Linked DNA regions of Homo sapiens: regions 2 and 3 are each linked to region 1. A link is a loop called in an ENCODE intact Hi-C map of the cell type or tissue named here. Cell type or tissue: PC-9. All regions are shown on one strand. Links, peaks and the distances in the headings refer to the core of each region. The heading gives the core; the rest is flanking DNA.

Region 1 (9,847 bases), core at 2,096-7,095:
CAGGTACGCTAGGAGAACGCAGGTGATGCTGCAGCCCTAACAGACCACATTGGCTGCCTGTTTCTCACAGCTGACAACTGCCAGTAGGGACAATGGGATTAGCCCCCACTCTGTCTGGAAAATGCTAAGTAGTCCCATCAATCTGCCCCTGGGCAGACAGAGACAGGCCTGTATGTAAGATCTCAGCTACAGGTTGGAAACCTCAGCAACAGGATGAGGTAGCTGCTAAGGCTGACAAGTGCCCAGCTCTGAGTAAAATGCAGAGCTGTCATGGCTGGGCTCTGAAGATGGGAATGTCTCCTCAAGTCCCCTGAGTGCTACTCATGACCCATCAGAGTTGTGTTTGAGTGATGGACTCTCCCAAGGAGGCTGTAGCTCAGTTGAGCATCTTTCAACTATGTGAAATTTCAATAAGGCGATGCTGTGATCACGTACTTAACTTTTAGTTAATTGGCAGACAAAAAATCTTAGAACGTTCGTTAAGGGTCTTCAAAGCTGCCCCTGGCCCCCTCCTAAGCTCTCCTGCCTAAACAGCCCGCTGTACTTTTTCCTTGGTGTCAGAAACACCCCTAGAAGTTCTAGTCTCGGCCAGGCGCGGTGGCTCACGCCTGTAATCCCAGCACTTTGGGAAGCCGAGGTGGGCAGATCACGAGGTCAGGAGATCAAGACTATCCTGTCCAACATGGTGAAACCCGTCTCTACTAAAATACACACACACATAAACACACACTCAAACACACACACTGAAACACACACACTCAAACACACACACACAGTAGCTGGGCGTGGTGGCGCGCCTGTAGTCCCAGCTACTTGGGAGGCTGAGGCAGGAGAATCGCTTGAATCAGGGAGTCGGAGGTTGCAGTGAGCCGAGATTACGCCACAGCACTCCAGCGTGGCGACAGAGCCAGACTCCGTCGCAACAACAAAACAACAATAACCAAAAAAAAGACGTTCTAGTCTCTTGAAGGGAGCCAAGAAAAAAGAGTATATAGGCTTCATCTCACAGTGTATTTAAGGGGAGAGCATGTTCCTGGCCGTCAGTTTGGAGCTCAGGGCTTTCCTGAACGAGGACCAGTGGTCCTGGTGCTCAGAATGAGTGGTTCTGCACCAGTGGTCCTGGTGCTCAGAATGAGTGGTTCTGCACCAGCGGTCCTGGTGCTCAGAATGAGTGGTTCTGCACCAGTGGTTCTGGTGCTCAGAATGAGGGTCTTGGTGCTCAGCTGGTCACTCACTCCTTTGGTCAACAATAATCAAAAGGAACATCAAGGAAAACCTGCCAGAAAACCTTTCTCCTTGACTCCTGGCATGTGCCACAGAAGAGGTGGGGGCAGGAAGGGCTGGCCCACATGCTTCTGATGACAAACCAGGGTAGAACAAGCCGAGTTTGGAGAGCAGAGGTAGAGAAACACACAGCCCTATTTTATTGTATTTGGGAGAGAAGAAAAGGATGGGGAAAGTACGGACAATTCTAAACTATGGAATTTTTACTCCCACTCCACTAATTCGGGAAAAGGCTCCTCCACCACCACTTATCTTTCAAAAGCTTTCTTGATTATTAAACACAGAATGTCAGTCGGTACAATTACGCAGTCGGGCCAGAGCCGGACCGTCCAGCTCTTCTGTGAGTTCCGTCTGCCTGTGCTCCAGGCAGTAGTGAAAGAACCCAGGACAACGCGTTCCCAGTAAGCGCCTTCAATCTGCAGCACAATGTAAATATTCATAGGCGCCCGAGACCAACACCCGAGAGCAGAGGAAAAACGCCTGTATTTGAATGTTCATTTTCAGTTTCTCTCACTGTCCCAAAACCAAGAAAAAAAAAAAAAAAAGCACATGCGTGCCAAAGGATGCTCTAGAGAGAGGGAAGGGAGCGCCGGCTGCTCCTTCCAGGAAGACAACTGTGGGTCAGTTGAAGGGGGTCACAGACGGCCGAATCCCGGAGGTCGTTTCTGTCCACACGGAAGTTTGAAAACCGACCATTAAGTCCGGAAGAAATTCGGCCTGGGGGGTCCTGGGACACCACTTCTTTCAAGTTTGGATACGTAGTAGTTCACCAGCTCTCTGCGTTAGACAGCTGTCCGCAGCCTCCTTACATCCCCAACCCGGCACCCCGGTCCCCGCCCGAGCCACTCACCAACAAGCCACCGGCTCAGCCGCCACCGGCTGGGCCGCGAATCCCCGGGGAGCCGCGCTGGGGTCAGCAAACTGAACGCGAGTGGGCGGCCCACGGGCCGCGCGGAGCCCCAGCTGCGTCCTTATCAGCGCCGGGCAGAAGGGCGTCGCGGCGCGAGGGTGGGGCGCCGGTGCGCGCTGAGATCGACGCCCACACGCGCCGCGCCAGCTCTGCGGCGGGGAGAGAAGCCGCGGCCTGCGGGGCGGGGACTGCGGGGCGGGCGCCCAGCGCGGGCGTTGCACGACCCTCGGCCTTCCGCAGCGCCGACCGCTCTCCCGTCCGGCGGCTGCAGCTGCTGGGTCGGCCGCCGCACCCGCTCGCCCATTCCCGGCCCCTCCAGTTGGAGGGGGTCTCGGCCCCGCCCCCCTCCCCGAGGGGCCCACGCTGGAAAGCCCACGCTCCCCACGCCACGCCCCCCAGGGCGCCAGCCCCTCTGCGGGGGTTTAGCACGCTGCGCCCAGAAGTTGGGTGGGAGACGGCTAACTAGGGGAGGTGTCCGTGTGAATGAAACGAAAGGGGGGGTCTTCCGGCTCGCAGACACCGGGTCTGCGGCGGCCGCGCGCTCCCAACCCACCCGGAGCCTCCGCCGCGACATCTTCCCACGTCCCCCATCCAGGTCGCAGGCGCGGGGGAAAAGCCTCACGGCCGCACTGCGGCTCTGCCAAAAGGGAGCCGGGTCGAGCCGCTGAGAAAAACAGAGGGGAGACTCCTGGCGTTTGAAACCGGTCAGAACCCGCTCTCCAAGAGCTGGGGACACCCCTTGTTTGGAGGCTGATCCCCAGCCCACCCGCTTCCTCCCCCTCCCCACACTCCTGCAGGCGCGGGGCGCAACTTGCAATCCGAACTTCGCGCGGCCGGAGCAAGTTTGTCGGGGCGAGAAGCGCCTGGTCCTCGGTCCGCACCACCGCACTAGGTCCCCGCCACCGCCCCACCACTGTGTCAGGGGCCAGGCGTGGCCCCCGGCTGGCTAGGGAACCGAGCGCGGCGCCGCGGCTGCGCATTCCGTGCGGGACGCCGCTGTCTCCCAAGGGTCGGGATAAACTAGGGGGCGGTTGATCTGAAAGTCTTAGCCACGACTAATAGTCAACCGCCCAGGTGCGACCCGCAGCAGCCTTGGCGATGCAGCTCGTTCTCCAGACGCGGGTCCACACCGGCGCGTCCTCGCCTCCAGGGACCGATCGCTGTTCTCCGTGGCCGGGTAAGGGCGGCCGCCAAAGTCACCGGGGTGGATGTGGAGGGAACTGGAACCTCCTCTCCAGCTTTCCCGGTGAGGCTCGGAGGAAGCCGAGACCCGGCACCCATCAGCCGCGCTTCTCGGCGCCTCAGCCTCGGGTCCCGGACAACACCCCAACCCTGACCCTCCCGAGCGGCGGGGCTCCAGCTCCCCGTGTCCCGCGCCGCGGTCGCCCCCGCCTCGGCCGCCCGACCCGCACTCACCCGCGGCCAGCGCGCCCCCGCTCCCGGCGCGCAGACCGCTGCAGCCTCCCGCCGTTGTGTCGGCGTAGCCGCCTCCTCCCGGTCACTGCAGGCCCAGCCAACCCTGAGCGCGAGGGGGCAGGGCGGGGCGGGGCGCAGCGGCAGCCTCAGGTAACAAAGCTGCGGCCTCGCTGCTCCTGGCCGGCCGGGAAGGGCAGCGCGCCCTTTCCTGCTCCGCCCCTCCCTCGCCTCCCCTTCCACCCTACGCGCGCCACCGTCACCGCCACGCGCTCACCTTCACCTGCGCGGGGCCCCGGGGGAGACGCCTCGGGGCACACTGCTTCCCGCACCCGAAGGCTGGTGCGGGGCTAGGCCGGGGGCCACCGAGAGAAGTAGGGGCGGCAGGAGACGGAGATAGCTGGGCTGCCCAGAAGAGCCAGGTGTCCTCGGGGAACGGGCGAGAGGAGGCGCCAAGCTGGCTTCTGAACCTGCAAGTGCCTTTCACAAAGGAGCCTTTGCGACAGCCTCCCAGGCACCCTCTCTTGTGCACACGGGCGCGCACACACTCTTATATACACGCGCGCACACACACACACACACCCGCACACGCCCCCCGACGCACGCGCCAGACCACCCTCTGCCCCAACACTTGCTTCTCCCTGGAGAGCTAGCAGCACTTGGGCGAACTGACCTGTCCCAACCCCTACAGCTGAAACCTGGCTGCGCTAGAGCTTCGCAAAGGTCAGCTCCTCCCTGGGGCCTGCCAAGCTGTAAATTTGTTACCGTTTTTTATTTTGTTTTTGTTTTTAATTCTCAATGATGATGGTAACAGAAACCTTTAGGTTGTATTAAAGCGTAAAAAGACCCCTCAAAAATTTTGCCAGGCCTCATCGAATGAACGCACGCTGTCTGGGAAAGGCACACTCCTCACAGAAAGAAACAGGGGAATCGATTTAATCACATTTTTTTTTTCTTCAAAGTGACTTGGGGCGCCAGTGAGAAGCAAGTAGTCAAAGAAAACATCCCGGGCAAACCGGCTGACCGAAAATCCACTGTCGGGGTAGGGAGGCGCCCTCTACGGGGATGAAGTCATCGCTACCTTTGACTCTTTGATCCTAGATAACCGACCAAGACGTTTCCAGCCTAATGCCTGACGCCTTTTGCTTCCTCCATCCTGGTCCTCAGTCCCTGAACTCCCAGGACAGAATTCCTGACCTCCTTGGTCAAGCCTTGGATCGAGAAAGAGAAACTATTAGTGTAAACAAACCAATCAACCCCAAAACCAAAACTGTGCCTGCCAATAGCCCATTTCTTGGCCATTGATGGTGCATGAAGAGAAATGGATCCAATTAAGAAAATCTTAAAATCTTAAGGAATAAGAAAATGTAATAAAGAGAAAGACAATGTCATGCTCAGGGAGCTAATATGAATCCCAAAGGAATATTGACTGTTCAGGCTCAAGTTAAATTACAGCAGATCGAAAGTGAGGAGTTGAGTGGCATCTTCTTTTCTCTTACTGTCGACCTTGTTAAATGGGGAGTCCACACCCCTTGCCTACTCCTCCCTCCTCAACCCCGTGACAGTGGGCCTCCCCCCAACTGTATTGAGCATGCACTCTAAAACAGTTACTTTTTGAGAAGTCAAGTCTGGTGACCCATTCTCAGCCCCTCATCCCTTTGATCTCCTTGGCAGCATCCTACCCTAAGGCCTTCTCTATGCTTCTCTGGACTTCTCTGCTGACCCTTCTCTTCCTTTGAGGACAGTAACAAGGTTTTTCCAACTCTCGATCTCCCAGTATCCCAAAGAAATACCTTCTGATTTCAAACTGAACCCATCCAGATGTCGTGGGACCTGAAGCTTGTATAACTCCTGGGGGAACTTCTTAAAGGAAAGCAATAAAAACTTACAAACATAATACTAGACATGTATCCTTGGAAGGGCCCAGGGAAAATGAGGGGCTTGGAAATTTGAGCTTCAAGGTATATCTCCGGGTTTCTCTTCAATGTCAGGGACTCTTGAATCCATATTATCGTTGTAAAATTTCAAGTCCAAATAAAAATATCCAAAAATCAACTCATCTTTCCCTCAAAACTAGTACTCTTCCCACACCCACCACCTCCCCCTCTTTACCTAAGACCTGGTTTTTCTGTTTGAAATCCTAGCTTTTCCTTTGCTTGTCTCTCTTAAATTCTTTAAAATTCAAGTATTTGCTAAATTTGCTGCTCTTTCCCAAGTAACCTGTTTTATTTTTCACATGCACCATCACTGCAGTAACCCCAAGTAGTGGAAGAGGGAACAAGTATTTATCTGCTGTTGGCCACATATCAGGCACCACACTTAATTCTCACCATGATCCTATAAGCATTCTGATTTCCTAGCTTAGAGAAGTTAAATTGGATACCTACATCCACTACCTTGGTGTTCTTTCTGCTTCTCTCTTCTTCCTAAATCCATCCCAAAACTGCTGTCAGGTCACTGTTTTTAAAAGTCTGATTTCATCACACTACCTACCTCTTCAAAACCTTCTGCAGATTCCCATGTGCTCCTACAGGAAGAAGGCAGCATTCTTCAGTCTGACAATCCGGCAGCATCCTACGTTTATCTCCCACAATTGGATGCGTCCCATTTCACTCAAGCAGTGGGACGTACTGCCCCTGAATATGTCATGCTTATTTTGACTTTTTTTTTTTTTTTTTTTTTTGAGACGGGGTCTCACTGTCGCCAGGCTGGAATGCAGTGGAGCGATCTCAGCTCACTGCAACCTCTGCCTCCCAGGTTCAAGCGATTCTCCTGCCTCAGCCTCCCAAGTAGCTGGGATTACAAGCATGCACCACCACACCTGGCTAATTTTTGTATTTTTAGTAGAGATAGGGTTTCACCATGTTGGCCAGAATGGTCTCAATCTCCTGACCTTGTGATCCACCCGCCTCAGCCTCCCAGAGTGCTGGGATTACATATGTAAGCCACCACGCCTGGCCTACTTTGACTCTTATTTTTCAAATTGTACATAGGATGTGGTCAAAAAGTGCTTGAATGAAGCATGGCGCAACTCTTCAATAGAGTTCATATCTTGATGGATTGGATCTAAAGCTGCAAAATCTAGAAGACAATTTATTCTTCATCTATTAATATGCTGATTGTCCATCTGTATCCCCCAAATGTGCCAACCAGCCTTTAAATAAGGCTGGAAAGGCTCCTGAAGCCCAGTGTGCCCAAAGTCTGCCCAGCTACTGGCATTCGTGGCTTGGAGGTGGCGCTGCTGCCACTGCAGGCCTCTTGAGCAGTGGGCAGTGTGACCAGCTCTCACTTTTCCAACCAGGCCAAACCTCCCAGAAAGTGTGTTAGATAACTCAGTGTGGCCCAGAAAATGGGTCTGTACCAGGCACTGGTACCAGGCCCTGCAGAAGAACTGCTGTGTTTTCCTGATTCGATTTGCAGCTTGCTCTTCCCTCTCCCTGGGTTGCCCTTTCCAGAATGCTTTATTTCCTACACCCAGTTTATTTTGATTCTTATGGCTTCTGCCTCCTTGGCCCAGAGAGGCTTTTAGTTTCTCCTACATCAAGTATTTTGTATTTCAATCTGTCATTAGGAACAACTAAACAAAGCCTTCAAAATGAATCAAATTTCAGAATCCATGTAAAACAGACTTTTAGTATTCGCTTAAGGAGTAAGAGTCTAATTCATGAGCTACTTCATGGGCCCTCTAGGGTACAGACTGAGATCTTTACTTAATCTTTAATCGTTATTCTTCTTAAAATATATATTTGATTAGATCAGTTGTTCAGTATTAAGATTCTAGGCTATCTTTGCCTTTTAAAATTGGAAACTGCAGAAAGAAACAAACTCTGTCCACATTATGGTTAAACAGATTTGCAGACAAATGCAAAGGCTTGCCAATCCTCTGACCTTGTTTCCTTCAAAGAGTGGCAAGTGCAAAATAAAATCAGCAGAATTGTTACTGTTACTATAAAATGCAAATTTGTATCAAATACCTTACTGGCAATTTTCCAAATAACTTTTTTTTTTTTTGAGATAGAGTCTCACTCTGTTGCCCAGGCTAGAGTACAGTGACACAAACATTCTCCTACCTCAGTCTCCCAAAGTGCTGTGGTTACAGGCATGAGCCACTGTGCCTGGCCCCAAACAACTTTTGAACTGAAAAATAATACTTTATTTCTGATTTTTTTAGTTTATTTTTAATTTTTTTTTAATAGAGACAGGGTCTCACTGTGTTGCCCAGGCTGGTCTCTAACTTCTGACCTCAAGCAATCCTCCTGCCTTGGCCTCCCAAAGTGCTGGGATTACAGATGTGAGCCACCACACCCAGCCAATACTTCATTTTTGAAGGCTAAGAAATTTAAATAGTAAGTTGCCTTTAAATACTGTAAGTAATGACTAGGCTCTGATCATTAAGAGGGAGAAAAGGGAGAAATATTTTTCTGAATGCTAAGTAGTGATTTTTGAAGTTTTTTTTTTTTTTTTTTTTTTTTTTTTTAGACAGGTTCTCGCTCCATCACCCAGGCTGGAGTACAGTGGCGTAGTTACTGCTCACTGCAGCCTCAACCTCCTGGGCTCAACTGATCCTCCCACTTCAGCCTCCCAAGTAGGTGGGACTACAGCCACATGCCACCACGCCCAGCTACCTTTTGTATTTTTTGTAAAGACAGGGTTGAAAGTTTAAAATAGAAAATGCTTCCACATGTGATGTTAGTATCTAAGGTAGCATCAATGACATTTGCCTTGCCAGAAGTAAATAGGGGTATTTTGTCAACAATAGTGCCTGATTTGTTTGAAGGTAGGAGAGATTAAAGACAACCTTTACCCAACATACAGGAATGAGGTAGTAAGATAATGTGATGACTCTCATGCCTGCCTATCTATACTGTATTTCCTTAGAGCAAATTGTCCATCCATTTGTTTTTCGTGTGTGTGTGTGTGTGTGTGTGTGTGTGTGTGTGTGTGTGTGTGTGTGTGTTTTAGAGGCTGGAGATGGAAGAGGAGACTAAGAAAAAAAAAACTGTAGATATCACTGAGCTTTCACCCAGAAAACCTCCAGCTAGAGCTCTTTTTAGTTTACAATTGACTCAGTGCTTAGAAAACTGGTTGGTGTTTGTGTAGGGTCTGGCTGTTATAACATTCAAACCTTGAGGAGAAAAATAGCTGTAAAATATAACATCAAAACCTATCATTTCTTTCCATTATTTACCACCAGAAAACAGTATATGAGTCTTAATAAGAGGAATTAAGTTAAAGAGTTTGTCAGATGCCAGTTTCTTTTGCTATGGGTTTAAACTGTTTTCAAATTGTTTACCCTTCTAAGAAGTTAGAAGAGCAAACAGTAATTTGAAACCATAACACACACAGTTTAAGCAGTCTCCAAACAAACCTAATCAATCAACAATATTAGAGAGAGAGAGAGAGAGAGAGAGAGAGTGTGTGTGTGTGTGTGTGTGTGTGTGTGTGTGTGTTTCCCTGGGGAAATACTATGTGCACACCCCACATAAGTCTTTGTAGGACATAGAAAGATGGGCAAAGGGACATGTTGGTGACTTAGCAATTGGTAAAGCCCTTTCTGCTCCCCTTGGAAATCGAGTGTGTGCTTAGTTTAGTGAACTAGCTCTGGACAGTTCTTTGCACTAAGCTTCTATAATGAGAAGGCAAATACTTCGGGTATGGTAGCAAATAATAAACCAGTCCACAACAATCAGAATCTTAATATTTCTCAAGCAGATTTATAGAAATAATTAAAATGAACCATTAAAAAGCAAAGGGGGCAAGCTTTTTGTCGGAAATACTATTATTCAAGTTTTGACTGGCCTTGGACACAAAGAGGATCCCTGTCAAACACTTAGCATCATAATCAGTTTACATCTACATCTCTTTGTGGGCCTGACCTGGCTAAAATTGAAGGGGGGTCTTTTGGGGTTAAATCTAGGACTCCTTTCATCTTAACTCCTAACTTGCTGGCCTCCTACTGAAAAACAAGGATCTGGTAATTAACTCAGAAGGGTTGGTATTAAATATTCAACCTTTTATCTAGTGTTTTTGTGCCTTTGATCAACTTTTGTATGTTAGATATTAAATTGTAAATGAGATAGTAAAAAAGAAGAAAATTTATCTGTACATTACAATGTATCCAATTAGTGGTGATTTCTCAAAACTATGCCAGAGAAAAGAGCAAAGAAGTTTACACTTAATCTGTCTTAAAATGTTGCTTGTTTTCCAAGTAATACCCTAGGCTTCCTACCTACCCCACCA
Region 2 (9,847 bases), core at 2,076-7,075, 150 kb before region 1:
CCATGCAACCATCTTAAAGCAATGAGGTGGAAGCCTCATGGTGAGGGTTGGTGGAGCAGCAGGAGAGAAGCAGCTTTGGTCCTTGAAGCATGGGCATAGACTGCCTGCCTTCAGTCTTCTTTCACATGAGACCGCTGCTATTTTGGGTTTAGCCAAAACTGATAACCTCTCTTTCCTCAATCGTAGCCACCCTTATTTGTGACCTTGCTTGACCAGAGATTCATTGTCTCCAAACCCTTCTAATTTCAGCCAGCATCATTGTCCCCACTTAGAGAAAGCAAAGAGAAGACATGTAGTGGGAAGTGTTCTGATTCTGCCTTTATGAAAGACGAAGCCGAAATACAGAAGCTGTTTTAAGATAACTTTAAAGCCAGGCCTATTATGCCTCTGTCACCCATTTGTTGTGACTGAAATGCCTCATTGTGTGGTTTCAGTTCCAAAAGAGGAAAGGGATGCATTCAGATCGCAGGCAAGGCTGCTCTGCGGCGTTAATTGTATGCCTGCGCTTGTGTGTCCACTTGTCATGTGTCTTATATTGCCAACTACATGGTGAATTAGCTTGAAGCCAGGGACCAGGTCTGGAATGAGCCACGTCTAATACATGTTTTGCATCCTGCGTGGAGCTGGGTACATGGGCTGCCTGTTATAAATGTGCTTACTGGGATGATGCATGCAAGACCTTTGCCAGGATTGCTTTAGATATGTCAACCATCTGCACATTTACATGTGGTAGACAAAATTGCAAGTCTCACTTGGTTTTCCTGCTTTGTTTTCCTTCCTCCCGGTTTACTCTAAAAAAATTTCTAATAATCTTTAGAATTTCTCCTTAAAGTAAGCTTTCGTGACTTTTTTTGTGTGTTCTGAGAATTAGATGCAAATAAGTTTTGACTTGCAAATTCTAACTCAGCAGCTGAAGGCTTCAAGCAGAGGCCCTTATGTTCCTTTGCCTTTCTCTACATAGACTCATTCAGAAACATAATTACACTCTTAAAAAACATAACCCTTCTTATTTCAAAAGCATCAGTATTGTAATTGCCTTTATTATGATTAACCTATACAACTGTCTTTGGAATTGCTTTAAAATAACAATCTACTGGCATAATTAAACACACTTTAGCAATGCATACTGTATTTATATGGTATCTTAAAGCTTTTCTTCAATGATTTTACAAGCCTTACACTTCCTGCAAAGAAATTTACTAGTTCATTAAGCTATTTCATTGTCACTTAGGTTTTTAAAAACATGTACTGCCAGAATCCTCAGCTATAGCTTTAATCTTGCTATTTATAACTGGAACAGAAATTGAGTCAGTACTTCCAAAACAAACCTTTCTGATTCAGAGGTCAGCCAATCTTAACTCAGATTCAAAATTTACAGATGTGGCAAGCCCTCCTGTGTACAGGCTGTAGGTAGCTCCAAAACTGTCCACCTGAGACATCTCATCATATTTGGGAAGAAGCTCCCAAAGAAAATGACCAGTAGCCTCAGCCCTCATCCCCAAACCGTTCTTTTCTATAAATGGAGGCAGCATCCAATCTCCAGGGCATAAGCCAAGAGTTTGACACCCAGCCAGTCAGTGATAAACCAGGTGAGCTTGTGGAGTCGGTTTGTGCAACATGCGTTCATCTTAGCTTTCCACATCAACTCACAGGAAGAACCCAAAAAGAAAGTCGTCTAGTTAAAGATGGGAGGCAGTAAAAACAAAATGGAGCTGGGGTCCCTTCTCCTACAGTTAAGGAGATGATCTACATTGGTGCCCACACTCAAAAGCATCTGGGCATATGTAGAGCATATCTAGGGTATATCAATGGCATATGTAGGGCATATATAAGGTTTATCTAAGATATATTTAGGGTGTATATAGGGTATATCTAGGGCAGATGTAGGGTATATGTAGGGCATATGGAGGGTGTATGTAGAGAATATATAGGGTATATCTAGGGCATACATAGGGCGTACATAGGGTGTATGTAGAGAATATATAGGGTATATCTAGGGCATACATATATCTAGGGCATACTAGTTCATATGTAGGACATACCTAGGACATACCTAGGGCATACCTAAGGCATATATAGGGTTTATGTAGAGCATATGTGTGGTATATCTAGGGTATACCTAGGGCATATGTAGGGTATATCTAGGGCATACATAGGGCATACTGGGTCGTATGTAAGGCATACCTAGGATATATCTAGGGCATACGTAGGGTATATGTAGGGCATACATAGGGCATACCTAGGACTTATCTAGGACATATGTGGGGTATATGTAGGGTTTATGTACAGCCTATGTATGGTATACCTAGGGCATATGTAGGGTATATGTAGGGCATATGTAGGGTATATGTAGGGTTTATGTAAAGCATATGTATGGTATACCTAGGGCATAGCTAGGGCATATGTAGGGAACATGTCGTACCCTAGATCTGAGCCTGCTGCACCAGCCCCTCTTGGTGCTGCTTCTACATTTCATTTCATTTCATTCCAGTGAGGTTTCATGGGACTTAGCATGTCCCAGAACAAGCTCTGAAAGGCTTCTTTGATATCCAGTAGAAATTTGTTTAGAAAGTAGACAATAGAGGCTCTCTGTTCTGAAAAGAATAGATATTCATCCAGAAAGAGTTTTCTCCCCTCTGCACGTTGAATTTAACTGAAACAGATAGCAAAATTCACCAAGTAGTGCAGTCGGAAAAGCCCACAACGTGAGGCAGAACCTGAGGCTGATGTTCGAGGTTGCCACCTATCGTTGGCCTCTCTTTATAGACTGTGACACCCCGCTTCATCTCTTCCTGCTGCTAGCTCACGTCGGGATTTTGTCATTGACTGCCCAGTTTACTGAAAGAACCTTCTTCCATTTCTCCGCTCCCTTCAGCCTCCATACTATTGCCACTACGATTGCTCTAGAAATGGTGTTGGCCTAGTTAGTCTCTTATGGAAACTCTTGACACCATTCCATGGCCTTCGGAATAAAATTGAACTCCTTCTCTTAAGCCCTCATGTCCTCCCTGCTCTGAGACCTGCCTACCTCTCCAAACCTCCTCTGGCAGCTGCCTACACATTTCCTTGCCTCAGTCATCCAGAATGAGCCCCAAACACATCATGATTTTTATCCCTTTGCCAAGATCTCTTTCTGCCAAGTGCATCCTCCCTACCTTCCTCTCCTTTCACTTGTTAATTTCTTGGCCTCTAACTCTGTTGCTAAGAGTCAGTAACCTGGGAGGCCTTCCCTGACTCTTCCGCCTCTCTCTGTGCCTGGGAGTGCCTCTGTGCTGACTTTATCTCACTGTGTGGTTGACACCAACTGCAGTGCATCATAAGCACCTAGAGAATATAGACTGTAAGATCCCTGTGGGCAGGGCTGTGCATTATTCATCAGTGCTTGACATGGTGTTTGGCACAAATTATATGCTTAATAAGTATTATTGATTAAATGGATCTACAGCCAGGAAGAAATGGAGTGAAGGCATCATACCCATGATGCCAAATGCAGTTCCAGACACCATGAAGCCATCTTCTCTCTCCATCACTCTCCCATTTTACCCTGTTTCTCCCTTTTTCTCCCCAACTCACCATAGGCACCAGCGTCATCAGCAGGCCCGAGAACATGCTGGGGTTGGGCAATGGCATAGGAAGGGGAATGTTCTAGAAAGTTGTGTTTGTCTCTTTACTTCCATCTACATTTCTATTAACCCCATTCATATTGGATATTGTGTGAGAACCACTTTAAAAGGCAAAGAAGAGCAGAGACCGGGGTTGGGAGAGGAGAGGAGAGGAGAGGAGAGGAGAGGAGAGGAGAGGAGAAAAAACAACAACAACAAAAAACATCACACTTTTTTTGGTAATACCATTAGAAATACAGTATTATAAATGAGCAACCTCTTCAAATTGAGAGAAGCAGAGTTGAATATAAATCACCCAAATATTTTTGGGTGCATATGCATAAGCCGTTGGCTGTGCATGTTCCTCTATGTTCTAAGATCCAGTTCCACCCTGCTCTGTGCCCTGGGAGGAAGGCATCCATAAGCTGCATCAGTTGGGCTCCTTACTCCCTAGCTCTGACTTAGATCATGACCATAGGACACACACCATTAGTAAATTAAAGAGAAGGGGGAGAAAGTCGAGGTATTTGTTTCTTTTTCTCTCTCCTTGTCTCCTTAGCTCCTGGCAAGGCTCACCTGTCCTATTTTCAACAGAACTGCCAGTCCAGTCTCAAACAGGATAAAGGTGTCCACACTTACTTAAAGAATACAGCATCTACAGGAGTACCTGGTCTTTCTAATGTCATTGTTACAAAAACAGAGGCAGCCAGGGAGATTTCTACTGCAAGGGTTCCCAGCTGGTCTTCTGAGCTATTGTGGATAGTGTAAAATGAGACTTTCTCTTTTTCCAGCTCCTCTCTCCTGAGACAGGGGCCACTTCTGACCTCTGCTCACGCCCCTTCCCCTTCCTTCATCTAACAAACATTTTTAGAATACCCAACACATTCAATCTATGACAATGAATTTGAGCCATGTTGGCACCAAAATGTCATTTGCACTCTTCCTTCACTCAGTAACCAAAGTCTAATGTTCCATTCAAAAGCAAAATATCTTTCACGCTTTCTTCAGTGGTCTTTGGAGTCCTCACTCCTACTTTCAGATCTAAATGGGGAATGTAAGGAGTGTCACCCATTGTAGGGGGCATTACAAATACAGTTAAATAGCTCCAGAGTGAAGACAGAGTCATCTAGAGATGTGTCCCTTACCAGGGTCAGGCACAGGACTAAGCACTTCCACATCACCACCTAATTTAATCTGTTTAAAAACCCTTGAGGTAAGGAGCATGATTTCCCTCATTTCATAGATAAGGAAAGTGATTACTGAGAAGTTATGAAACTCCTCCAAGGTTACACTAGTTCCTGACTGCCAAGCCAGGATTCAGACACTAAGACGCCAGAATGCTTGCTCTTAACCACCGTACTCTACCACTCTGAGAGCTCAGACAAGCCTGCCATCATCTCTAAGCCTGAATTTCCTCCAGTGAAAATGACAGCACAAGATTGAATCACTTAGAAAGTCCCTCTTGCTCCAAACCCGGGCAGTTCTCCTCAGGAGGCTGCTTTACCTCCATCTACCACCAGGTGGCGGGCAGCCAGCCGTGCAAACGGGTTGCTTGGGCTGCAGGGCGAAGACCTATTATCCCCCTCAACCCTGTCTGACTGTGGCGTGGGAATGGAGTGGAAACTTGTTCCCAGTAGTAATTGGTGTCGAGCCACAAAACTTCTAAGGTGGCAGAGTCAAGAGTTTAACCAGTTGGTCGAATGCCTATGGGCATGTATTTCCATCAGCTGCAGCTGCTACTGCTTAGTTGACAAGTAACACAGGAGACCCTGGGATCTCACACCACCAGTTCCTGGCGGCTCTGTTCCTGCAAATGGTGTGTTGGAACCAACATTCAAAGTAACTACAGGTAAAGAAGTAGGTGCATGGCATCCCAAGGTGGATGTTGTTGATCAGCAAAGGACTGAACTGCTGCCAATAGCAACACGAACCCACTCCCTGAAGCCCCAGTGAGGCCTCTAACTGGTAGCGCCCAGTTGGATGTGTGAAAATAAGAATGAACTGAACTTGGCCTGGGAAGATGAAGACACGGTTTGTGACAGATGCACAGCCCGGGGCTGGCTTCCCATCGATCCAGCTTTTGAGCCCACAGATGGCATCTTCAGGGAGACGTCACGGAACCATGGATGGTGTTGCCACATGCATGCTCTGACAACCTCAACCAAATGAGAAGGAGCAGGGGCTGTCCTCAGTGTGTTGACTCTTCCCTGCTGGTGGGGTCAGGGACATCCTGGCCACCCCAGCAGAGGCCTGCCTCGTTCTCACACTCTGAGATTAAACCCTGAGGGTGGAAATGAGACAGTGATGCCTCAGGACTTGGGAAATGAAGGGTAAAAGTGGCGATGGGTTCTTCTAGTCCTCTGCCTAAGGGTGAGTGTGTGAGTGTGTGTGTGCATGCAGACTAAATAATAAAACTGGGTGACTGCCCCACATCAAACGTTGCCATGGAGAGAAAGTGAAATGCAGGGAGGTGAGCAGGACTATTTCACCGGGGTACAAGGATTCCAAATTCCAAAGGCATTGTTCTTACCTCTCCCCATACTGCACTGCAAACTCACAGCCGCTCTCCAGATTTTGGAAACGTCTGTGGGGAGATCGAGTCATTTCATTAAACTCATGAAGTGAGAAGTTTTACCTGTCGTAATTCTGGCTAAGTTCAGTCTTTTGGAAAAGCAGTAAAAGATGTTTGCTAAGGAAAATAAAATTATAAAGGTCACTATGTTCATTTAAAACTGAGTTTTCCAAATTAAATTCCTGTTTTCTTAGTGAAAGAGAAAAAAAACCCAATATTGGTCTCCGAAAGAGAATTAAAAAAAAGTTAAACTGAAGTGATTTATTTAGAAACCCAGTGTAAAGAATGAAGCATTTATCTCCCCCTAAAGCAAGGTCACCCAAACCCTCTGAGAGCTAGAAGTCAGCTATGAATCCAGCATCAGCATGCTTGTTGGGAGCAATTAGCACTGAGTCAGGTCCGCATGCATGTTGGGAGCTGATACGACCTTAATTGTTGCATCCCACTGTGTGAAGAAATAAGCACTTATATTAGCTCTAGGTCAATGACTGTGGCTCCCCCACATTTATGAGCTTGGAGTCTTGTCAGGCTGAACAAATAAAATAATACTTGTGGCTCCTTTGGTCCCAGCATCTTCCCAGGGATTGACTGTTCTTCCCGTGAAATGTCAGCTTTCATCAGCAAAGAGAACAAAGCAAGCCAGAATATTAGCTTGAGGAGGACTAAGGCACCATCTGGTGGCCGTTTACTATAAATCTTTGCCTCAGATGCAAATTCCTCGCACAAAGGAGCCCTGCCTTCTGATCTGTAGGCTGCCCGGAAGCAGTCGGCCTGACCTGGGAAAGCTGGAGAATACCCACACTTCCACAGCACAGCAGGCTTCTTTTAAAGGTTTGTCCCAGTGTAAAGTCCTCAGCCCCAAGTTTTATAACAACATCCTCACCACGAAGCCCAGAGAGGGAGCACCCCCTGAGGTCTTCACAGCTTGAGAAAAAGAAAGAGCCATTTGGGCTGTAACATTTTAGAAGGTTCTTGAAAGGAAAAGATGCCCAAGAAATCCTACTTTTTTTCCTCATGAATATTCTGCAGTACATAGAAAAAATATGAAGATCCTGCCTGTCCGGTTACTCTTCTCATTTAAAACCTTCTTAATTGACTAAAGAGCATTTTTACAAGACAAGTGCATTACAGACTTACCCTTCCCCAAGTGCAACCTCTCCCCTTGGGCTCCCTGACCACAGACTGGCCTTTGTCCTCCCTGACAGATGGCAATGACTAAAGTGACCCCAACTTGACATTTTTCAATAAGCAACCACAGAGCAAGGCCATCACTAAGCAAAATTCCCAAGTGAGTGAAGTTCTTCCCTGAAGTCCCTTCTCCCCACTCCAGCCGCCCGTATCCATCCCCTTCACCCCCTTCTCTCCCCAGCCCCGCTATTGACCCATCCTGACCGAGGTGTGGGGGTGTGTCTCAATTCTGGAAAGTCTTGCTTGCTAGGATGAAATGCTCTCTCAGAGGATTTCCACATTACCAGGGAGGGGCTCTGTAAAACCTGTATGAGCCAAAGGATAGAGTTTCCAATCATGTCATCTGGGGAGGGGGTGACAAGTTGTGACACATGACTCTGGGGAGTAGACCCTGCTTGAAGCCCCTGAATGTGGAGAGCCACAGCTTTGCCTGCTGGTAAGGCTGGCCCTACAGAGAGGAGCCCTAAGACCCTGAGCTTCACACCCAATGAATGAACGCGCTTCTTCCTGGTGCCGGCCCCGTGCCCATGGCTCTCGTCTGCATGAGCGAAGAAACTTTACCACTTCTGTCTCCTGCTGTGGTTGGTAGAGCTGTGTTTAGACTTGCCTGGTCTGAAATAAATAGTCGGGCACTTCTCAGAAACGGGCAGTTCACACTAATTAACAGGAAGAAGATGAAACAGGAACCCAGCTCAGAAGAGCTGTTCACCTCACAGATCGAGTAACCTGGTGCAGGAGGGGGCCGGGGTGTGGAGGAAGGAATGGGTGCCACTGAGAGGAAAAGTTTTCTCAGCACGAATTGGCTTGGGTTTCCTTGTTTGGGGCTAGAAAGGGGAGAAAGGAGGACAACTGCTTATCACTCACTTGCCTGGACACTATATTTAACGCTAGAGGGCTCACCAATGAACCCCCATTTGCAAAGGTCAAAGGATGGCACCACTCATCAGTTTGCTGTTTCAAGAGGCCGAATGCAGCTGGACTCCAGTTAATAAGGAGAAAGAGCAGAGTTACACACAGGGTACTGCAGGACTGTTTTGTTTGTTTGTTTGTTTGTTTTTAGCTGGAGTAATCTCTAAGTGCCCAAGGAGAGGCATCCTGGAGGCCACTTGTTGTGCTGCAGCCTTCTGGAATGCAGAGGCCACTGCCACAGACTGGCTCAGAGAGAGGACAAGGGGAAGACCCCACAGTGTGGAGCACTCCATTACCTGGGGCCGGTCCAGGACTCCCCCCCGCTCTGACCTCATGACTTCTCAGATGTCAAGTACTCCCCATAAGCCAGGGAAGTGAGAGTTCATCAATTGTACTCAGCCACTGGAAAGGTTTGACAGAAAAATTACGAGGTATTAGCACCGAGGCACCACCTTGGGAACAGAAACACAACTGGAGGAGAGGTCAGGAGAACCAGAGTGTGGTGGGTTGACTTGTGCACCGCCCCCGCCAAATATATATTGGCTTTCTGGGAGCTCAGCCCTCAAAATGGGACTATTTGGACATAGAGTCTTTACAGAGGTAATCAAGTTAAAAAGAGGTCATGAGGGGGCCCCTAGTCCAACTTGACTGATGCCCTTGTAAAAGGGGAAATTTACAGGAAGAATGCCATGTGAGCATGAAGTTGTCCATCCGTAAGCCAAGGAGAGAGGCCTGGAACAGAGCCTTGCCTCATAACTCTCAGGAGGAAGAACCCTTGGACTGGTATCCTCCAGAACTGAGAGGCAAGACATCGCTGCTGTTTAAGCCAGCAGGATGTGGTATTTCATGATGGCAGCCCTCACAATAGCATACGCAGGGTCTGTGTCTTTGCATAGGTCCCTCCACTGCTCTGGATAATTAGAAGTTCAACCAGACACATTCAGAATCCCTTGCAGCCCAACACTCTGACTTTCTAGCCGCCGGGCCTGGAATAACAACGGGGAGCATCTGGCCCCCTCAGAACCTAAAGAGTTGACAGACTGAGCCCTGCTTTTGTGCAACACATCCCAAATCACCACATTCCAAAGGCAGCTGAGCCTAGAGATGGGCTGGGAATTACTGCCTGGTTCTGAAGCGTTGTTTAAAATAGTATAGAGCTAAATTTGAAACTCATTTAAAATAAGTCAGTAAATCAGTTAAAGAGTTATCTTTCTTTACAAGCCTTGGTCCTCCTCCAGCCATGCTGGCCTTCAGGTTCAGGGTGCATTGTTCGTATGTGCTATTATTGGATGGTAGTAATAAAGAAGCCCATGCATCTGAATGCATCTTGCTAATCACATTCTCTATTACCGCCTCTTTCCACAGCTGCTACCATCAATTGTGTTTGGTTTTGCCTGGGAATAGGCATGTGTTTGGTGAACTCTGAGTGTGTTTGGGTTGCAGGTATAGTGCTTGTTGGATGAGGAGGTGCAGGAGGGGAGTGGTGAGGGTGGACACCAAGGTTGGCACATGACAGCAAGCTGGGGATGTTTTGGAGGGTCTATGGATTCCTGCAGATGCCTTCTCCTATGAATAC
Region 3 (9,847 bases), core at 2,276-7,275, 62 kb before region 1:
CAGGACAGACAAAGCTTACATGCTGGCTAGATGGAGTGATAGAGAAAATTCATCTAAATGTGCACCTTCCTCCCACTTCCTTGCTTCTCATTTCCCTGATTTCTCTCCCTGTATAAGTGGAGCTCCCATGGGAACTGGAGGTGAAGCAGCCCCTCCTGCAACATCCATCTCTTGAGAAGACCCTGACAATGACCTCAGGCTACATTCCACTTGGCCAGAAGGCCTGACCAAAGTCAACATTTTTAAGAGAAGGAAATTGTAAATAAATAAAAAGTTTTAACATCTTCTCCTTCTCTCTCTACGTCACTTGTCCTCAGAGGCCACCCTTGTTAAAAGCAGTCTTCTTTTTTATTTGTATAATCCATGAACACATGTTTACATGCCCAATACCAGGAGACAGCAAGGGGCAGGGAAAACACAGTCCCTGACCTCGTGGAACTCACAGTCCAGTGGAGGAGTGAACATTTCCTTTGTGAAAAACCATCTTTCCCTTAAACATTTAAGAACTTCTTGGGCAGGGAGAAGGCATGGGGCCAGGGAGCTGCCTAGGCCCTCCTTTATTCCTCAGGACACGGAGATGGAAGAGAAAGAAATGAAAGTGGGGTAAAGAGTGGAGGAGAAAGGGACTTATTTATCAGAGGTTGAAGAGGCCAGGGAGAAGAGAACAAGCAGGAAAGCCAGGCAAGAGAGCAGATGCCTGCCTAGAGCAGGAGCCTTGGGACCCAGCCGCAGGCTTGCCCAGTGCCAATTCCACAGGCCACACATTGGCCACGGGCAAATCATGGCTCAGGCAGGAAAAGGGGAGGACGCACGGGACCTCCATGTGACTCAGCCCAAAAGAGTGCTGGCTGTTCCCACCAGCCCCCAAAGGAAGCTGTGTGGGGTCCCCTAATCCTTTGCTTCCTGGTGGCAGACCGGAAAGAGCTACTCTTTACTTTCATGAGGGTACAGCTGTCCAAGGCCCCCTCCCTTGAAGGTGGAGATTTGAATGAAAAAAGGAGGAAACAGAAAGAAAAGAAGTCTCCCAGAGCAGGCCCCTGACCTGCCTCCCAGCTTTCCAGCACCCCACTGAGCGGCCTCAGCCTGCCCCATCCACCCATGTGGGGTTCTGTGGCCCCGGTGGCAGTGAGATCAGGTTTGTTGTTTTAAATGTCCTCATGAGCCGTATTTCTTCATCCTAGACGCTGTTCTAGGAGTGACCGTCCTTAAGCAGCATGCCCCAGCTACCCCCAGGAAGACGAAAGCTGCTGGAGTGGCTGATATGTGGGGTTTGCCCCAGACTGTCCTGTCTTGAGCATGGAAAGCCCCATGTCCCCAAAATCACTAGGTCCTCAGTCACTCCAGAGCTTCCTCAGGGCCACTCCAGCTTTGGTTTTTCCTGAGGAGTCCCCTAGGCAGCCATGGGGTCCTAGCCCCTCTCACTGGTTTTGCCTTCTGGGACTGCCCCAGTACTCCCTGGCCATGGCAGAGAGAGCTCCTGGGGGTGGCCATCGTAGCAGACTCTGCCACAGCTGCCTTTGCCAGCAGACAATTCTCTTTGTTGTCCTGGCCCACGTGCCTGAGGGAAAGAAGAGGACGGCTTGTATTGGGGGCTTTACCTACCGGACATATTGCATTATCTCATGATCGTCCCGACCCTCCTGGGGAGGTGAGAAAATGAGCAAAAAGCAAGTGGTGGATCTGGGATTCAAATCCACATCTTGCAAACTCCGGAGCCCGTTCTCTGAAACATAAGAACTAACAAAAAGAACTAACATAAGAACTAACAAAAAGTTTGTGGGGTCAGGGGTGGTGGTAAGCCATCAGGCCAGTCAATGAGGCCTCCCAGGAACACTTCTCCAAATATCCCACTCTCCCCCATCCCCTCATCCCCAGAGAACTGGAAGAGGTGGTGGAGGTGGCAAATCTATTTTTTAAAATCTCTCCAGGTTGTTCTGACACATCGCCCACCCCCATCACCCTGTTGAGGACCACGCGGAAGGACCTGGCTCTTCAAAACAGAAGGATGGGAAAGAGATGGAGTTGAGCTTCCGCAAATGCGTGCAGACCTCCAGATCTATAATCTCTCAGGAACATTCTCCAGCTCCCCTAGGGCCACGGCTCCTCATTTTATACAGCTCCTCCCAAGGAGGGAAGAGGCAGGGAAGGTGGTACATTTTAAGGACGGCTGTTAGTAACCTTCTCAGAAACTCGGCGCTGTGCGACCTGAGCTTCTCTCTGGGTGCAGCTTGAAGTGGTCGCCTTTGAAAATAAACCAAGCCCCAAGGCCCATAAGAAATCCTAGTGAGACTTTCAAAGTCAGAGTTAAGGCCTTAGTCTCCCAAACTCAGTAATATTTTTTCTCACTCTCCCTGTAAATGTATCAATGCTTGACTGACAAATTTTTAGAGGAGCTTGGAACGTATTTGCTGCCAGCAAAGGCAAAGGCTTAGGGCATGGCCAGATGGTTCAGGATCTCAGGCCAAAATTTCCCAGGAATCTCCATCTATTTTAGGTACAAAATCAGCACATCTCCAGTCCTTACTTTAAGTCCAGGGAAGCATTTCTTTCATATTGCTTAATGTCTGTTGGTTGTAAAATGGAGAAATCTTTAGTCCTTTCTACGATTCCAAGGGAGTGTTTCCTTGGGCTGTGGAGAGGAGAAAAAGGAAGCGGTCCCTTGCTGGCTTGTGGCTGCCCTTCGGACTTTCCCATTGGACTCCTGGGTCATCCTAGATCTGGGAACGTCAGGACTTTAAGTTGCGTTTATTGCACTTTGTACTTGGCACTGGGCACCTGCCAGGGGCCTTCCCAGGTAAATGCGTCCTTGAGGTCCACCCATGCCAGCGTCTTATTTGATCTGATATTTGATTCCTTGAGCCTGTCACAGTGCCTGTCACATGGTTGGCACTCAGTCTTACTGTGTCTGACTATTATACTGAGCATTATTTCACTCCGCTTTCATCAAAACCCTAAAATGGGCATCTCCCCCAAGTTGCCTCTGCTTCTTGCCATCTCAACTCCCTGTGAAGAGCCACAGGCCTCAGTAGCTTGAATCCTTGTGTCAGTGTGACAGATGGAGCAGTGATATATGAGACTGCCTGACTGGCTTGCCTTCTTGCACTAGTATGTTATTTGCGGCTCCTAAGCCTGCTGCATTATGAATGAGCATGAATCAGATAGGACAGACGGTTTCCGGGGGCCCTCCTTTCTTCCCCTAAAGGAAAAGCACCACTGCCATCTTCTCAGCTGAGTGTCATTCCTGTCAGGCTGAGGTGGGAAAATCTCATCATTGATTAAACTTCACAATCCTACCGCTGTTGGAGTCCATAATGCTCAGGGTCAAGTCCCCAGGCACTGAACCCACTTTCTAAATGGCACGTGAACCTGTGAATTTAAAAAAAGAAAGAAATTGTAGGAGTCACTTTCCTTTGAGGGAGGGGAAGGCGGAGATCCTCTCCACTCCTTCCTGCCACCTCTGGTTCTCCAGGGCTAAACTGGTCCTGTTTGCAAAGCAGGATTTTCTTGGTGGTGCCTGAACTCAGGTCCCCTTTCGGGTTGGTCCTGGGAGTGTTCAGCAAACGAGATCTGCTGGCCCTGTTTGTGGCGGGGCCGTGCCATGAGGGATTAATGTGGTGGAGCTGGGAGGTCACACGTGGAAGGGGAGCCTGTTCAGCTGACGGGGGTTGTGGCAGACCCTGGTTCCCAAGGGCCTAGGAAGCTCCTGCCATCCTCTCCTCCAGCGCCGCCTCCCTCCACCTTCCTCCCCAGGTCTCGGGCCTCTGCCTTGCCCGGCAGTTTCTGGCCGTGGGAGCCTAGCTTCCCAAACCTGGAGAATCATCTGACTTTCCTCTCACTTGGGCTGGCAGCAAAGGCCCAGAGAGCACAAAGTTGCTTTGAATTTATATAAAATATATTGGTCTCAAGGCTGGGTTCCTCTTCCTGCTGTTCTGTGTTCTCTAGAGCTTTGGCCTTTGGTTGAAGGACTTTTAATCAATATCTCCCTTCCTAGAGGCTGCAACCGTAGAACAGGAACTCTGGGAAGAAATAGTCACAGAACATTGTGTCTGCACCTCCTGTGTGCTTTTTCTATGGCTAGAAGGTGGCACCAGGTGACTGGGTCCAGCGCTGTCTTTGTGCAGCTGAGGAAAGTGAAATCCAGGAGAGGGGAGAGTCGTGTTCCATGTCACACAGTTCTTGCTGGATGGAAGCTGGACCCCAAGTCTGCTGATTCTGTCTGCCCTTCAAGGGACCATGATCTCACCCGACTGTATTTTCTGTAAGCAGTGACCAGTGTCTAAAGGTACTTACATGTTTACCTGACTCTTCTCTGTCTTTCCCCCACCAGCATGACACATCCACCAACATGACAGAGCTTTGGGATGTTGTTGCTCTCGTCTTCAGCACAACCCTGTGCCTGAACAGTGTCTGACGCATAGTAGGACCTCAGCAGATACTTGTGGACTGACTCTGTCCAGTGCCCTTTTCTGCGACTCCGGTCTGCTTTAAGAGCCCTGTGAACTCAGTGTTTAAGAAGAAACACTAAACCAGAGACTCACTCAGGTAAATAAAAACGCTCATCTTTCCTGGACTCTTACTTCAGTGAACCAGGCTGGTCCCAATTGGACAAATAAGGAGAACAGCTCTGTGAATCACTCTCTTCGCTCCTGCCTTTGGCACCCAGAGAGGTTACCTCACTCACCTCGAGGCAGAAAGAGCTGCTGGATTACTCACCTGCTGGAGAGCTTGTCACCAGCTGCAAGCTCTCCCTGCGTGTCCACGAGGCAGTGTCGAGAAACCAAAGGCAGTGGCAGAACAACACGTGGAGCGTGACCCCACTGCAAAATGGCACACACGGAGAGTCCGAGCATCGGTGCAGAGGAAAGGGCCTCAGGGATGCACCGCTTGAGAGTGGGTGTCCTGAGGGGAGGACTTGGTTTGGGGCTGTCATATTCAGGGAGGGTGGCTCTTACTTTGTACACTGCACTTTTTTATAGCATAAATGTTTGAAATAAAAACCACTATAAACAATTTCTTAAAAATGAATTCTTACAGGGCACGGTGGCTCACATCTGTAAACCCACCACTGTGGGAGGCTGAGGCGGGTGAATTGCTTGAGCTAAGGCGTTCAGGACCAGCCTGGGCAACATGACGAAACCTTATCTCTACAAAAAATATGAAAATTAGCTGGGCGTGGTGGTGTACACCAGTAGTCCCAGCTACTGGGGAGGCTGAGGTGGAAGGATTACCTGAGCCCAGGGAGGTTGAGGCTGCAGTGAGCCATGATCAACCACTGCACTCCAGCCTGGGCAAGAGAGCAAGACCCCATCTCACAAAATAAATAATATTTGAGAATCCAAAATAACTGCTGTCCCCACATCCTCTCTCACTCCCTCTATATTCTCTCTCTTCCTATTTTACCTGGGCTGTAGGTAGACCCAGGAATTCAAAACTCTGGCTTAAATCATAGCAAAATGGTCTAATTCAAAGATGTGGAAGAAAGTCTAGGCTTCAAACTTTTAGACCCTGCAGGAATGAGGTCAAATGTTTTATTGACCGAAGGGACAAATAGTTCACTGGGTTTCATGGACACAAATTGCCCCACCAGTCCCAGACAACCGCCTTCTTTTTTCCTACCCACTTTCCCAGGCCTTTTCTCTCCAGAGACTCAGGCCCAGATTTTTCATCTAAATGACACGGCCTCCCGCCACAGCAGGCAGTGCACTAGCAACATGTGATAAGGTGGAGCTTCCCAAGCTTTGTGCTGTATCCGAATCCTCCTGGGCAGCTTTCGCTAGGATTTGTACCCCACTGAGCCTCCTAGGGGGTCTTCCTGCAGCCCAGGTAGGGTAGGAAGTGAGGGAGGACAGAAGGAAGGGCTGAAGGAGGCCAGGAAGGAAGGGAGGTCACCAGAGTGCCACAGGGTGAACTTTCTGGAAACACCAACTGAATTTGTTCTATTTTTATTTAAAAAACATAAGCTTCCCAGCGGTTTTGACATGTCCCTAACCAGACGTCCACAGCTATGTGTCACTCTAACCAAGCTGGGCTGAAAAATCCCCCCAATTTCTGTTCCCACAGGAGGGTAGAGAAAGTGGCCCTCCTTCCGGAAGGGCACGGAGCTGCCAGAGGGGCCCAGGAAGGAAGCAAGTATGGCCAGCGTTGAAACGGCCTCAGAGGCCAATTTTTGGCATCATTTCTAAGCATAGGGAGCTCACTTCTGCCAGGAAGCTGGCTGTAGCCTGGGGTTTTCCTGCTCAGACAAGGCTGTGCTGAGGACAGATTCCAGGGCCCTTGGAGAGAGCCTGGCAGCACTGCCTAGGGGAAGGAGGACTGCCGAGGCTGCACCTGCGTTCAACTTGGCCACCTGGCCATGGATCTGAGGTCAGGGGACAAAAGAGGGATTCAGAGGAAACAAACAAACAAACCGAGCTGTTGGGGATAGGGGGCCCGTGGGAGGAGGAGGAGAAGAGAGACCTGAGGCACTGGTAACCCCGAACACTTTCCCAGAGAGCAGCAGAGCCTGAAAGTCCAGTTTGGTGAATGGGTGGAGAGGAGAAGAAAATTTCTCTTCAGCAAAGTCAACGTTGAAGTAAGCAGAAAGATAATTATTTCTCCCTCAGGTAATGCGGCTTCCTCAGTATGGTGTAGTCAAGATGGCCCTACTAATTTCAGAGGCTGCGTTTAGGTTTCCATTTCAGGAGAGGGGAAAGAAGAGGCTCCCCTGTCATGGCCGGTGAGCACAAGAACAAAGCGAAGCCATCCTCCCCATGTGTGGGTGTCCCATGGAAGTGCTCTGCCAGACAGCTGCGCCTGCCCCCTGGCTGGGCCACATCCTCTCTGTCCTGAGGATGGGGACAGCCATGCAACCTGGATAACCTTTCCCAGGGTCTAAGTGGGCAGGACATGTCTTCCGTCTTCCAGGCAAGGCTGACAGTCGGCCCCGTGGCCTTTTCTCCTTTTTGGAAAACAACTTGCTGATGGTTGCTTGCTTTACGAGACTGGGGACCCCTATTCCACAGGGGAGGCACTTCTCTGGCTCAGAAGGGCTCTCTCACTCTTTGCCCCGGTGACACCCTATTCACTGGGACTGCAGATCCTCAGTTCTCTGGACACCCAGGGCTACACATTTCTATAGCTTTCCATGAATGTGTGTGAAGCAGTGACCCTGGGCTTCCAAGGCTGCCCACCCCGTCTCCACTCAGATGGCCCCAGGTGCCCAGGGCCACGCCTCCTCCCTCTGCTCCTGCTGCCCATCTCCCTTCACCACAGCTGCCGGGGACAGAGCTTCAGCTTCTGTCACCTCTACCAACGTCATAGCCTCACAATCCCTGCCTGCCCTCAGAGTCTTTCCTCACCAGAAACCTCCAGAGGATCTTCTCAAGTGCAAATGTGTTCTTTCCCCCTCTGTTCTTTGATGAATTATTGCCCCCAGGATATGCTCTGCCTCCCTCCCTTCCCCCTGCAGCCTCACCTCCCTGCGCCCCAGCCCATCACCACCCAGCCTCTGGGCCTCAGCCTCCTGCTCCAGAAACTCAGGACCCTCACGCCACCTGAAGGCGCTGTGCTGTCCTCACTCAGACCTCCACATGGTGGCCCTGGCTCAGATGGCTCTTCACCGCTGCCCTCCTGACAGAATTCAGCCCCAAGAGTCCCCCTCCTCAATGCTGCCCGAGTTAACCAGCACTTCTTCTCTGCCTCCAGTGTCCCAGGTGACGACATTGTCATTAAAAAAAAAACTCTTCTTTACGCATCGCAATGACTTATTTTCACAACCCCCTCCCCCACTGGACAGTGATTCTTGAGAGTTTCGGAAGCCCACATGCTACCACAGGGTTATCACATAATTGATGCTCAATGAAAGAGAGAGGAAAGAAGAGAGAGGGAAGAGGAAGGCACCAGGTTAGATGCTAAACTTGTGGTTAAAAGCTTTCCTAAGTCAGGCGTGGTGGCTCATGCCTGTAATCCCAGCAATTTGGGATGCCAAGGCTGGTAGATCACCTGAGGTCAGGAGTTTGAGACCAGCCTGGCCAACATGATAAAACCCCATCTCTACTGAAAATACAAAAATTAGCTGGGCATGGTGGCAGGTACCTGTAATCCTGGCTACTTGGGAGGCTGAGGCAGGAGAATCACTTGAACCTGGGAGGAGGAGTTTGCAGCGAGCCAAGATCACGCCATTTCACCCCAGCCTGGGTGATAGAGTGAGACTCCATCTCAAAAAAAAAAAAAAAAAAAAAAAGCAGGTGAAAGTTGTGTCTGAGGCTCAGAGCTGTGTCTGGGATGAGACAAGGGAGACCCTCATTCCCAGGTCTTGCCTATGCAGATGGGCACCAGAGAGTGAGGGCTCCTTAAGCTTTGTGGCCTGGACACTGCTCTTCCCTCCCTAGTCCCTGGAGGCTTCATTCATATTTGTCACAGCTCAAGCTCACTCACTGATTTATAAAGCCACTGGCTGTTTGCTGGGCATCTGCTGTGTTAGCTCTGTCTCAGGCATGGGGCATAATAAAACTGTGGGTGAGAAAGCCACCGTGCTTGCCCTCGGAGAACTCATGGTCTAGGAGGAGAGACAGACAGTCAAACAGTAAATCATTTCACCTTTAACTCAAACCATGATGCGGGCTATAAAGTAAGGGGATGCACAGCTCTTAAAATAGGATCCAGTGAAAAAACTGTGCCTTCCCCAGAGGAGAGAATCTGGAACCAGCACCAAACAACTCAGCCAGACAATGGCTCCTGTTCAGCAGGCCCCTCTCCAGCCTCTCCCTCCCCAACATTGTGCCGCCATCTCCTCTGCCCTGACCCCTAGAGCCATCTAGTCAGGACACTGCACATACCTCTGCCTTATGAGGCAGCAGCTCCCAAGAGACTCTCTTTGAGGTCTTTAAGGGGATGATGTGGAAATGTTCACAGTGGTGCTATGTGTGCTACATGGTATATAAGTAACATAGGTGTCCAGCGTGAGAGAAATGGATAAAAACAATGTGGTTAACCCATACCAAAGAATTATATGCATCAGGCCGGGCGCGGTGGCTCATGCCTATAATCCTAGCACTTTGGGAGGCCGAGGTGGACGGATCACCCGAGGTCAAGAGTTCAAGACCAGCCTGGCCAACAAGGTGAAACCCCTGCCTCTACTAAAAATATAAAAATTATCCAGGCATAGTGGCACACACCTGTAATCTCAGCTACTCAGGAGGCTGAGACAGAAGAATCACTTGAACCCAGGAGGCGGAGGTTGCAGTGAGCCGAGATTTCGCCACTGCACTCCAGCCTGAGCAACACAGCAAGACTGTCTCAAAAAGAGAAAAAGAGAATTCTGGCAGGGCGTGGTGGCTCACACCTGTAATCCCAGCACTTTGGGAGGCTGAGGTGGGCGGATCACAATGTCAGGAGATCGAGACCATCCTGGCTAACACGGTGAAACCCCGTCTCTACTAAAAATATAAAAAAATTTAGCCAGGCGTGGTGGCTGGCTCCTGTAGTCCCAGCTACTCGGGAGGCTGAGACAGGAGAATGGCGTGAACCCAGGAGGTGGAGTTTGCAGGGAGCCGAGGTCACCCCACTGCACTCCAGCCTGGGTGACAGAGCAAGACTCTGTCTCAAAAAAAAAAATTCTATGCATCAGTAAGAATTAACAAGATTAACAAGCTAGATGTACACACAGCAACGTGGAAGGATCATCAAAACAGAGTGCAGAGTGAAGAAACTGAATGAGATTTGCAACATGCTACCATTTATGTAAATTTAAAACATACCCCAAACTGTGCTACGTATTTTACAAGGATATATCTATAGATAGATATACATACACACACACACACACACCCACATATATAACCACACATATCTAAGAACAGATATCAAA

The links. Hi-C counts contacts between places; a loop is a spot of excess contacts. Peaks named below come from ENCODE experiments on the same cell type or tissue, not always from the same donor. Only the 100,000 strongest peaks of a DNase experiment are listed, where the experiment ranks them.
Region 2: a loop joins it to region 1, with 8 times the contacts of the local background. A loop is called at or near these places in 13 of 110 quality-filtered maps.
Region 3: it touches region 1 in a loop (4-fold over the local background); 3 of 110 quality-filtered maps call a loop at or near these places.

Annotation. Positions count from the first base shown.
Region 1 is chr4:152,930,173-152,940,019 of GRCh38, reverse strand. FHDC1 (FH2 domain containing 1) reads right to left here and starts at 3,697. Exons shown (of 12, transcript NM_001371116.1): 1 at 3,611-3,697. It overlaps LOC729870 (a long non-coding RNA gene), which reads left to right and starts at 3,183. Exons shown (of 2, transcript NR_136614.1): 1 at 3,183-3,371; 2 at 4,570-5,504. RefSeq lists silencers at 2,060-2,319, 3,652-3,741, 9,369-9,663. In PC-9, for the core only: CTCF peaks have their summits at 4,440 and 4,655; DNase peaks (open chromatin) are centred at 3,719 and 4,639; H3K4me3 peaks cover 2,984 bases; H3K27ac peaks cover 1,171 bases.
Region 2 is chr4:153,080,625-153,090,471 of GRCh38, reverse strand. No RefSeq gene overlaps it. Among named protein-coding and RNA genes, the nearest start is that of TRIM2, 120 kb to the left of the region's middle. RefSeq lists an enhancer at 5,184-5,243. In PC-9, for the core only: CTCF peaks have their summits at 4,933, 5,132 (motif pointing right), 6,646 and 6,846 (motif pointing left); a DNase peak (open chromatin) is centred at 6,871; H3K27ac peaks cover 180 bases.
Region 3 is chr4:152,992,817-153,002,663 of GRCh38, reverse strand. No RefSeq gene overlaps it. Among named protein-coding and RNA genes, the nearest start is that of FHDC1, 61 kb to the right of the region's middle. In PC-9, for the core only: no CTCF peak of the experiment used is centred there; DNase peaks (open chromatin) are centred at 4,643 and 6,393; H3K4me3 peaks cover 796 bases; H3K27ac peaks cover 3,623 bases.